Regions from separate parts of the Homo sapiens genome. Here region 1 is linked to region 2. Evidence: read pairs that join two places in POLR2A ChIA-PET (ENCODE). Cell type or tissue: MCF 10A. All regions are shown on one strand. Each heading gives the region's core, and the rest is flanking DNA. Links, peaks and the distances in the headings are about the cores only. Region 1 overlaps LOC107984195 (a long non-coding RNA gene). Region 2 has its middle 23 kb from the start of LINC00702.

What was found. Peaks named below come from ENCODE experiments on the same cell type or tissue, not always from the same donor. Only the 100,000 strongest peaks of a DNase experiment are listed, where the experiment ranks them.
Region 1: POLR2A ChIA-PET joins it to region 2 with 5 read pairs; 5 of 35 experiments call an interaction of 5 or more read pairs at or near these places.

The regions. Positions count from the first base shown.
Region 1 is chr10:4,072,026-4,077,408 of GRCh38, reverse strand. The region is part of intron 4 of LOC107984195 (a long non-coding RNA gene); the gene reads right to left. Among named protein-coding and RNA genes, the nearest start is that of MIR6078, 84 kb to the right of the region's middle. In MCF 10A, for the core only: no CTCF peak of the experiment used is centred there; no DNase peak of the experiment used is centred there.
Region 2 is chr10:4,264,614-4,269,996 of GRCh38, reverse strand. No RefSeq gene overlaps it. Among named protein-coding and RNA genes, the nearest start is that of LINC00702, 23 kb to the right of the region's middle. In MCF 10A, for the core only: a CTCF peak has its summit at 2,433 (motif pointing right); a DNase peak (open chromatin) is centred at 3,056.

The DNA of each region.
Region 1 (5,383 bases), core at 312-5,311, 190 kb after region 2:
ATGGCTATTGAAAACAATTTTTTAAAGATTTTAAAGTTTTACTGTCTCGGTCACATTTTTCTCATTTCTAGTGTCCCAGAGACATATGTGGCAAGTGGCTCCCATATGGGAAAGCACAGATAGGGAAAATTTCCATTCACGCAGAAAGTTCTATCTGACCACCCTCTCCCAGCCTGTTTGGGCCGTTAGGTAGGAATAGAGCTTGGAGGCTGAGGATTAAGTGAGGAAGTTGCTATTGTCGCATGCAAGCAGCTGGCATTGCCGCCTGTGCCATGAGGCTTGCCTCTCGGACTCCAGCCAGAGTGCCTCTGTTCAGTAGTTTTAACAGTCGTATCTGTCTGGGTTAGACTGCAATCATTCCAAATTCAGTTTAAGTCAGCTTTGAGATACGTACACCAAAACACTCGATATAAGCCAGAGTTAGATTAATGGAAATATGGAAGCAGAACAAGACAGGAGATGTCTGGGCCACTGAGTGCCACTCAGACAGCCAACCAAAGATCATGTTCATTTCTGAGCAGACAATCGAATCAGAACCCTGGCTCTGGGACCTGTTCAGAGAAAAACAGAACTAAAGAGAGGACAAGGGAGTGTATGGCACAAGATGACTAAAGAAAGTCTAAGTCTTTGATCTCAGAAAGAGAAGTTTAGAGGCACCTGATACCTAACTTCAGATAGCCAGCAATTTGCCATGACAACGATGAACCCTGCTTGTTCTGGGGCCACAAAACAGAACTGGGAGGAATAGCTCAGGCTGTGCACAAATAGATTTTCTGGCTAATACAAGGAAGGACCTTCTATAATGGCCAGTATTCTCTGAAAATAAAATTGAACTTCTCAGGGAGGTTTCAGCTTCTTTTGAAGAATTCTTCAGGATGGAGAGTCAATGGTTAAGACGCTTGAAGGTGGGAGTTGAGCCTCAGACTTATCTGGATTAAGAGTAAGGACTGTCGGCAGGGTGTGGTGGCTCATGTCTGTAATCCCAGCATTCTGGGAGGCCAAGGCGTCAGATCACTTGGGGTCAGGAGTTCGAGACCAGCCTGGCCAATATGATGAAACCCTGTCTCTACCAAAAATACAAAAATTATCTGGGTTTGATGGCAAGTGCCTCTAATCCCAGCTACTCAGGAGGCTGAGGCAGGAGAATCACTTGAACCCAGGAGGAGGAGGTTGCAGTGAGCTGAGATCATGCCACTGCACTCCAGACTGGGTGACAGAGGGAGACTCCATCTCAAAATAAATAAATAAATAAATACATAAGAGTCAGGACTGTCACATCCCTTTCAGGTCTGTGTTTCCTATGCCTGCATCTTCTGGAAAAGCTCTCACTATATCTAAGCACTAAACAAATTCATGTCTCTGAAAGAGTCCATCCAAAGTTTGAACCCCAATGCCGTTCAACACCTAATGGTATAAACAGGTATGTGTTCAACACACAAAATCTCCAAGGAACTAGTGTTATCTCAATAACTCACAGGGATCTCAAGAAATGACTGCCAGTAAAGATCATCCTTTCAGAGAACTTGTATTTGTGAGAGCATTTTCTTCTTAGGTCATCCTAACTAAAAGGAACGGAAGGGAAAGGAGGGGCGGGTGTCTTAGTTTTCTGGGGCTGCTTTCATGTAGTACCACAAACTGAATGTCTTAGAAGAACCGAAGTTTATTGTCTCACAGTTCCGGAGGCTGGAAGTCCAAGATCAAGGTGTCAGCAGGGTTGGCTCTTCCCGAGGGTGTGCAGGAGAATCTGTTCATAGCTCTCTCCTGGCTTCTCATGGTTTGTTGATGATCTGTTTCATTCCTTGGCCTGGGGAAGCATCACTCTGAACTCTGCCTGTTCCCTGTGGGTGTGTGCATGTCTGTCTCTGTGTCTGAATTTGCCCTTTTTCTAAGGACGTCAGTCATATTGGATTAGGGCTCACCTTCACGACCTCTTTATTTCATTTTATTTGCAACAGGTTCTTGCTCTGCTGCCCAGGCTGGAGTGCAGTGGTACATTATCAGCTCACTGCAACCTCTGCCTCCCCGGCTCAAGCATCCTGACCTCTTTTAATTTGATTACCTCTGTGAAGACCCAATCTCCAAATAAAATCACATTCTGAGGTATTGGGGGTTAGGACTCCAATATATGTTTTTTTTTTGCGGGGGCAGGGGGACAAAATTTAATGTATAACAACAGGAAAGTGAAACAGTCTTACTATATACCCAGAGAAAACCACAAGAAAATAAACAGAAAGTAACCTAACTGTTAGCTTTCTATAATGGAAAATCGAATCAAATAATTTCCTCACTTAAAACACTTCAGTTGCTTGTCATTGCCCTGGGAATCAAGTTCAAATGCCTTCCCTTGCCTCCGGGCGCCTGGCTCTCCATGGCCTGGTTCCTTTTTACCTCTCTATCTGTATCTTCATGCGTTCCCCTCTGCACACTCAGCTCTGGCCTTGCTCACTGTCTGGGTTTCTGGAATGTGCCTTGACTTGCCAGCTTCAGCACTGGGAACACTGGTGTGCCTCTGCCGGGAGCATTTCTTTCCCACCCTGTCTGCACCTGAAACATCCTATCCTTTTGGGTGCAGCTTACAATTTTCTTACCTACCCATAGACTGGGCCAAGCACCTCCACAGGGAGCAATCACAGCCCTGAGTATCCAAAGGGTGAGACGAAGCTCCACCCTAAGCCTGTGCCTTATATCCCCAACCTGAAACAACCCCATGTGCACTAAGTGGTCATGAGATCAGCAAACTGGGACAAACACTCACCGGAACAAGCCAGCAGTGAAGACAAGCCACATGCACAGGCAGCCACCCTGATGAATCTCAAGCTCACTATGTTAAATCAAAGGAGTCATACGTAAAGTGCACATGGTGTGATTCTGTTGATATGAAATACAAATGCAGGCACAGGCAGTGTTTGAAGAGTCCATGAAGGAACTTTCTAAGAAAATGAAAAAGTCCCTTATCTCATTCTGGGCTTTGCTAACATGAATATATACAATTGTTCAAAGTCATCTAATTGGACACTTCAGAGAAAAACAATTTAATATTGACTTTTTACTGCACTATCTTTCTCTAAGCATCTCTCCCCAACCTGATAAGGCATTTGCTCTCAGCAGAGGCCTATAGAAGTCATCCATGCCTCCAGTTTTTAAAAGCAGCTTTTCTTGCCATGTGTTGTTCTAAGCTGCCCCTCTGGGTGTGACTTCTGGCGGCAGCTTCTGGACTGACACATTCATCCAGGCTTCCAAAGCTGGGCTGCAATGGCCTCAAGTGATGCCTCTGTTGCCTGCTGAGTAACCAGGCTTGTCCTCACCAGACCTTTAGAAAACACTGGATCTCAACTCCATTTATGGGAATTATTCCACTTCCTGTTAGATTGCATTTGGGAAATAATTTGGAGTGCCACCTCCCAGTGGTGTTTTTTATTCCTTCTGACTAAGCTTCTCTCTGGATTCTTGGTGAATGCTCAATATCTTCAAGGAAGGAAGGAAAATGATAGATAGAGGAATGATAGATGAATGCACACATAGAAGCAAAAGCTCCAGTCCCTCTCAATATGTTCTTCCCTCCATTCCTCAGCAAAGCACCATGATTCATGAGCATAAAAGGCCCTAGGAAGAATGTTTATGTTGCATCGTGTCATACATGATATTACATGGTTTCCCAAAGCACTATCAGAAAACTGTATAGACTAAACAGATACTGACAATAAATGGATGTCGTACAGACAACATAGAACTCTCGCCATTTTAGGTACTCAATGGGAGGGTTTAAATGGGCCTTTAAAAATCTTCAGAACACCAAGATTTAAAGAACGACTGTGACACTTAAGCTGTTCAGCCCATTGTCCTACCTTTAGGAAGTGGATATGTTTCCTCTAGAGTCTTTCACTATCATATTTAAAGAAAAGAAAGAAGGGGCTGCAATAAACACCATACATTATTTACCAAAAAAAAATTCTGGGAAAGGTTGTTATAATGACTCTATATCCTTGCATAATTTCTCACGTGAATCAGTCAGGGGCCCAATCCATTAGAATGTTAAAGGGATTCAAAGAGAGGAAACATCAGGTAAGGTAAGATATATAATCACACCTTTTTTTCGGTGGTAAGTAATAGAAATCTAACTCAAGCAAGCTTAAATAAAAGCTTAAAGAAGTAAAAGCTATGGTTCTAATAAAGGAGTTAAATCTGACATTCAATAGGACAAAGGAATCTTTCTAACCTACATATTTTTATGTGGTCTTTGTGATAAGAACAAAGCATGTCTGGGGAGCTACAAAGGTACAATTATTACTTAATAGGTCATCTAGAAAGAGCTAGAGGTAAAACAAAAAGGCTTTTGGTAAAGCAAATGAAATAATCTGTCAGTGATGGGTCAGTATCGGTCACCCACTGGTCTCTGCTGGGGCAGACCCATGCTTCCAGATGCAGTGTTGGAGAAGATTTCACCGCACGATGTGAGTCAGTGCAAGCCTAAGGGTCAGTGCCCGAGAACATGCCCAGGGATGCAGAGAGAAGCCAAGAGTAGACCAAGTTCACATCCCAGAAAGAGCATTCCTGTGATGGAGGGGCAACTGCATTGTGAATTATGATCAGTATTCTCGATGCTAAGATGAAACTGTTCTTCTTTCTACAACTTTATTTCAACCATATCTGTCATTGCCAAGAATATTTGATGACTTATCCCCTTGGGCAGTTTCAAATGGCACAGGGGAAATGGGAGAGATTCCATTTCTATTTCTCTTTCTGCCTCCCTTTCGTGGGCTAAGCCCAGAACCCTCCTGGGCTAAGCCCCAGCTTTGGGGCTGGCCTGTCCTGCATCAGTTGAATGCCTGTTTATTTTCCAAATATTCCTGATTTTTTGGGTTGGTCATGGTGGAGGGTGGGATGATTGGGGAAAAAAAAACACAACTTTTTTTTTTTTTTTTGAGACAGAGTCTCACTCTGTCACCCAGACTGGAGTGCGGTGGTGCAACCTCAGCTCGCTACAACCTCCACCTTTCATGTTCAAGACATTTTCCTGTCTCAGCCTCCCAAGTAGCTGGGATTACAGGCATGTGCCACCACACCCAGATAATTTTTGTATTTTTGACAGAGTTGGAGTTTCACCATGTTGGCCAGGCTGGTCTTGAACTCCTGAGCTCAAGTGATCTGCCCACCTTGGCTTCCCAAAGTGCCGAGATTACAGGCGTGAGCCACTGCATCCAGCTGAAAATCCTTTCAAAAATGATAAACAATTGAAAACTTTGACAAAGTTTTAAAATATAAAATTAAAACTCCAAAAATGGTGTCTTTTTTTTTTTTTTTTGGAGGTGGAGTCTCACTCTGTCACCTAGGCTGGAGTGCAGTGGCACGATCTCATCTCACTGCAACCTCCACCTCCTGGGTG
Region 2 (5,383 bases), core at 177-5,176:
AATCGATTTGTATTTTTTTAAAAGCAATAGAAATTTCATTTCCAAAAAAAAAAAAAAATCCTATGCTAACCTCTAAATTTTTATTTATGTATGTATGTATGTATGTATGTATTTATTTATTTTGAGCTAGGGACTCACTCTGTCACCCAGGCTGGAGTGCAGTGGCACAATCATGGCTCACTGCAGCCTCAAACTGTTCAGTTCAAGTGATTTTTCTGCCTCAACCTCCCCAGTAGCTGGGACTACAGGTGTGTGCCACTATGCCTGGCTAATTTTTTTTAAATTTTTTGTAGAGAAAGGGTCTCACTTTGTTGCCCAGGTTGGTCTCGAACTCATGGCCTCAAGCAATCCTCCTGCCTCTGCCTCCCAAAGTGTTAGGATTGTCGGCATGAGCCACTATGCCTGGCTCACATGCTCATTTTAGCCAGGGATCATTAGCAATAGCGGTTATAGAGTCAAATCTGTGTTTGTGATTTTTGGATATTTTATTGCCTGGAAGGTAAGAATTAATTGATTTTTTTAAGTTTGCTTGTGATTATATTATGTTCCTGAGCCATGAATATCATGCAAACCTTGCAATATCTTGCTGTGTTTGGCACTCAGAGTGTGGCTCTTGCTGACATGAAGTGAAGACTGCATTGGCTCTGACTTAGTCACATGCAGAATCTGAAATCCGATGAGCCCAATTCTAAATCTTGGGTCACCTTTAGCCTTACCTTTGAATTGTTTTCTTCACTTTCTTCCCTGGGAGAAAGCTCATTGCTAAAGACCTATGATAGCTTCAACATTTGAGTGAATTTTCATGCTATAAAATGATATGGGTTATTTTAAAACAAAATAGTACAAAATAATTTATCATTCATAACATTTTTCTATATCCATTTGCTCAAGCATGAGTTAGAATCCTCTTAAATTAAGGAAATGAAATTTCCTACACTGTTCTCTGGCATGGAAGCAGCATTCATTATGCATCTCCTAAATTTCCTCTTTACACCACCTCCCCTAAGGAAGGAGCTTGAACTCCCATGGAGAGTTTTCATCTCTTCTCATGTTTCCCTTCTTCAAGTCAATGGCCAGTCCTAAGCCACTTTGTTTTTCCTATCTGTCTAGTTTTATCTCTTTTCCCATCCCCGTGTCCATGGCAAAGCTTGTGGCAAGTATAGGTAGGTAGAAATAATTAATGCTGCGATATGGTTTGGCTGTGTCCCTACCCAAATCTCAACTTGAATTGTATCTCCCAGAATTCCCACGTGTAGAGGGAGGGACCCAGGAGGAGGTAATTGAATCACGGGGGCCAGTCTTTCCCATGCTAGTCTCATGACAGTGAATAAATCTCATGAGATCTGATGGGTTTATCACGGGTCTCTGCTTTTGCTTCTTCCTCATTTTCTCTTGCTGCCACCATTTAAGAAGTGCCTTTTGCCTCTCGCCATGATTCTGAAGCTTCCCCAGCCATGTGGAACTGTAAGTCCAATTAAAACTCTTTTTCTTCCCAGTCTTGGGTATGTTTTTATCAGCAGTGTGAAAACAGACAAATACGTGCTGAGACACGTGGCGTGGTCGGGGTAGAGCGGCAGATTTTATCAGGCTCCGGGTCTAGGTACAGCTGTGATGGGCATTGTGTTACTGTCCGTTTGAAAACTCAATTTACCATCTTAACCTCAGCCTTGAGGTAAGAAGCATGTTATGTTTCTTAGCATCTACTTATTGAGTACAAGTAACAATGTGTCTTCCCTGAGCTGGGTTTGCCTTTGGAGTTGCTCTGAAGTTTCAAATACAATAAGTCACGCCAGATCTTCCCACGGCTTAAAAACGCTTTAAACGTCACTTAGGATTCCTGAAGTCTTGCACATACCTCTTGATCATTTCAATAAAGTGGAATCAAATTTATCTGTCTAATCGAATGAAGACTTTTCCATAGGAAGTCCTAGTAAAACACTGAGTCTTTTGATCCTGAATACTCAGCCTCCATTGTATTTTCTCAGTGTCTCATTGTGTCACTTTATTTTGTTTTAGTAAGCTTATTTTTTCTTTGTTTTTCTTATTTTGTTTAAATTTTCACCATCAGACATTTGTCTGAAATCCAAGCTGATTAAGATAGCAACTTTCCCCAAAAGTTAAATTTCACTGGGACCTTCATATTTATTGCCCTCATAGATAATACCACTTCTTAGCAAAGACTCATAAACCATTTCTCACAGTACTGAAAACCTTTTCTGTTTTTTGAATTTTTACTCTTTAGAGCAAGGATCTTCCAGTTTCATATTTTTCTTACATTCCTGAAACAGCGAAATGGAACAGCTACCACTTTTTATTTGAGTAGCACAGAGAACAGAATACATGTAACTCATCATCACAGGGGCTACCATCATAAATACAGTTTGTAAAAGGAGACAGGATCCTTGGAAATGTTTCCAGCAGGTGGAGCACATCATGGCTCCAATCCATGTGCGGCTCCCCTTTATTGCTTACTAAGGATGCATATTTCATATCCTTTAAAAAAATAATAAAATCACACACATGACAGCAAGATTTAATAAGAGAGTCTCAAGCCAAAGAGTAACACCTAGTGCCAATCTGGATATTTTCTGGGGCATAGGATTGAGAAATTTCAGGAGACCTCTGAAAAAATACACATACAAATCCCCAAAATAAAAGCTCCAGAACACCTGGTGCTCCTCCCTGGGCCTCTGCGCCTGGCCATGCCTAGGACACAGGAGAAGGTGTGGGAGAAGTGCAACGCTCAAAGTCCACTCGTAATCCCTGCAAGACGCCCACGCATATTCCAGGAAGATGAGAAGGTATTCATTTTAATGCAGCATTCATAGTTTAACTAAATACATGACAGAACCCACGAATCAAAAAAAAAAAAAACAGCAAAACCCCATTTGTTTAAAACTGGGCAACAATTCCAGAAACTAATCAGTAAGCTCTTTCTACTCAACACACAAATTTGTCATCAACCTAATCATCGTCCTCAGCACACAATTACTAAGTTCCCACATCTGCAGGATGCTGTGCCAAACACTCTTGAAAACAAGTTACTCTGTCCCCGCAGGACTTGAGTCTTGAATACAGATGCATAAAGCAGGGCATTTGGATTGCACAATGTGAACACACACACACAAGCATGTCCATTCACACACACTCACATGTGAACATATACACACACACACACATGCATACCCACTTACACACCCTCGTGTGTGTGCATATATGCAGACACATGCATGCACACATACATGTGCATGCACACACTTGTGCACACACACACAATCTAATTATTAAATATATATATTGCAACCAACTGGGACACCCTCAGCTCTACTAAACAAAGAGGAACTTTATTGTATGCCATTGTATTGCATAATGTTTATGAATTAAAAGCAAAAGCCTTAGTGTGCTTGGCAGAGAACATAGATGCATACATCCTGTTTTCCTTCTTAGAGGAACAAATTGTATCTTAACTGCTTCACAGAAAATCATTACGTGTAGTACTCTCACATAGAATCTTTTAGTTATGCAATAAATACTTGTTGAATATAAATGATTACTTTCTAATCTATCTGTATTGTGAGAATGATTTTTTCCTCTATTTCTATATTAGCTGTTATTAAGAAGATTCATGCCTAAGTTCTTCTTTGCTGTCAATCTCTAAAACCCAATAGTCTGGTACTCCCTCAGATGAATCTATAACTTATTAAAAAGATCCTATGAGAATAACACAAATTCTATTATTTGTTGCCATTTTCTAGTCTACCACTGGGATATGATGGAAACACAGGTGTTAAGTGCCACCTCAAAAGCAATCATCTATGTACATAGACCGACTCCCTTTTACTCTGTTGGCTGCTAAGGGAAAGTACCTGATGTGCCATAATTAACATTCAACTGATGCCGCTGGAATTCACAGAATTTTAGTGTTTCTTGTTCCCCCTCAGCTTGTTACAGCCTCAGAGCATTCACCCACCGTGTCTCTGCCTGAAACACACTTCCTGAAGGTGCTTGCATGGACTGCTTCCTTGCTTTATTTAAATCTTTGCTTAAAAGCTTATTGCCACCACCACCAAGCTTCCCCACCAAGTCCAGTCTCTCTCACTTTTGCCAACCCATCAACCTTCCGAGTGTTCATTTATTGTTTCTCTCAGCCAACTAGAATATCAAACAGGAAGGCAAAATATGTCTGCGTTTGGTCACTTCTGTGCTCCCAATGTCTAGACCAGGGCCTAGCACATACAAAGTGCTAAATAAAGATTTCTTGAATTAATAAATCATTGAGTTAAATGTCTCACAGGATATATATTTTTTTAAAAAATTAAATGTGACATCCATTCTTCTGCATCCTCTGTGTTTGTTTTTTGAGACAGGGTTGTGCCTTGTCACCCAGGCTGGAGTACGGTGGTATGATCACAGCTCATTGCAGCCTTGACATTTCAGGCTCAAGTAATCATCTTGCCTCAACCTCCAGAGTAGCTGGGACTACAGGAGCTCATCACCACATCCACCTAATTTCTTTTTTTTTTTTTTTTTTTTTTGAGACAAAGTTTCATTCTTGTCGCCCAGGCTGGAGTGCAATGGCGTGATCTCAGCTCACCGCAACCTCCGCCTCCCGGGTTCAAGCCATTCTCCTGCTTCAGCCTCCTGAGTAGCTGGGATTACAGGCATGCACCACCACACCTGGCTAATTTTGTATTTTTTAGTAGAGACGGGGTTTCTCCATGTTGGTCAGGCTAGTCTCAAACTCCCGACCTCAGGGGATCCACCTGCCTCGGCCTCCCAAAGTGCTGGGATTACACACCTAATTTCTTATATATGTAGAGTTGGGGTCTAACTTTGCTGCCCAAACTGGTCTTGAATTCTTGGGCTCAAGCGATCTTCCTGGCTTGGCCTCCCAAAGTGCTGGGATTACAGGCATGAACCACCTTGCCTGGTCCATTCTTCTGCATATTCTATCACACACATTTGCCAAATGGTGAAAGGTCATAAGGAACTTGTTCCATTCACTTCTGCTTTCTGCATCCCCTACTCCCAGAAAAGCTAGGAAGCAGACATTCCGGTGCCTGATCTCCAGGGAAATGTCCTCACCAGGCTCCACTCCCTGGGCAACCACCTGAGCTCCTCAGGGTTTATCGAGGGTGCTTGTGCTTTTACCAGCTCCACCTGGGGAAGTAAATCTCGCTGAGCTAGAAAAGGACCACACTCTTCATAATGCATGCTCCTTTCCTAATGGTCATGCCCAGGCGCCCTGAGAAAGCTTTTAGGCATCTCAAAAATTGGCCATCAGGCACTACCACTGTTCGCTCTTCACAGGTACATGCCCTCATAAATTCCTGCAGCCACCAGCCCTGCTGGCCCCAGGAGCCAGGGCAACAAGGATAGGCCG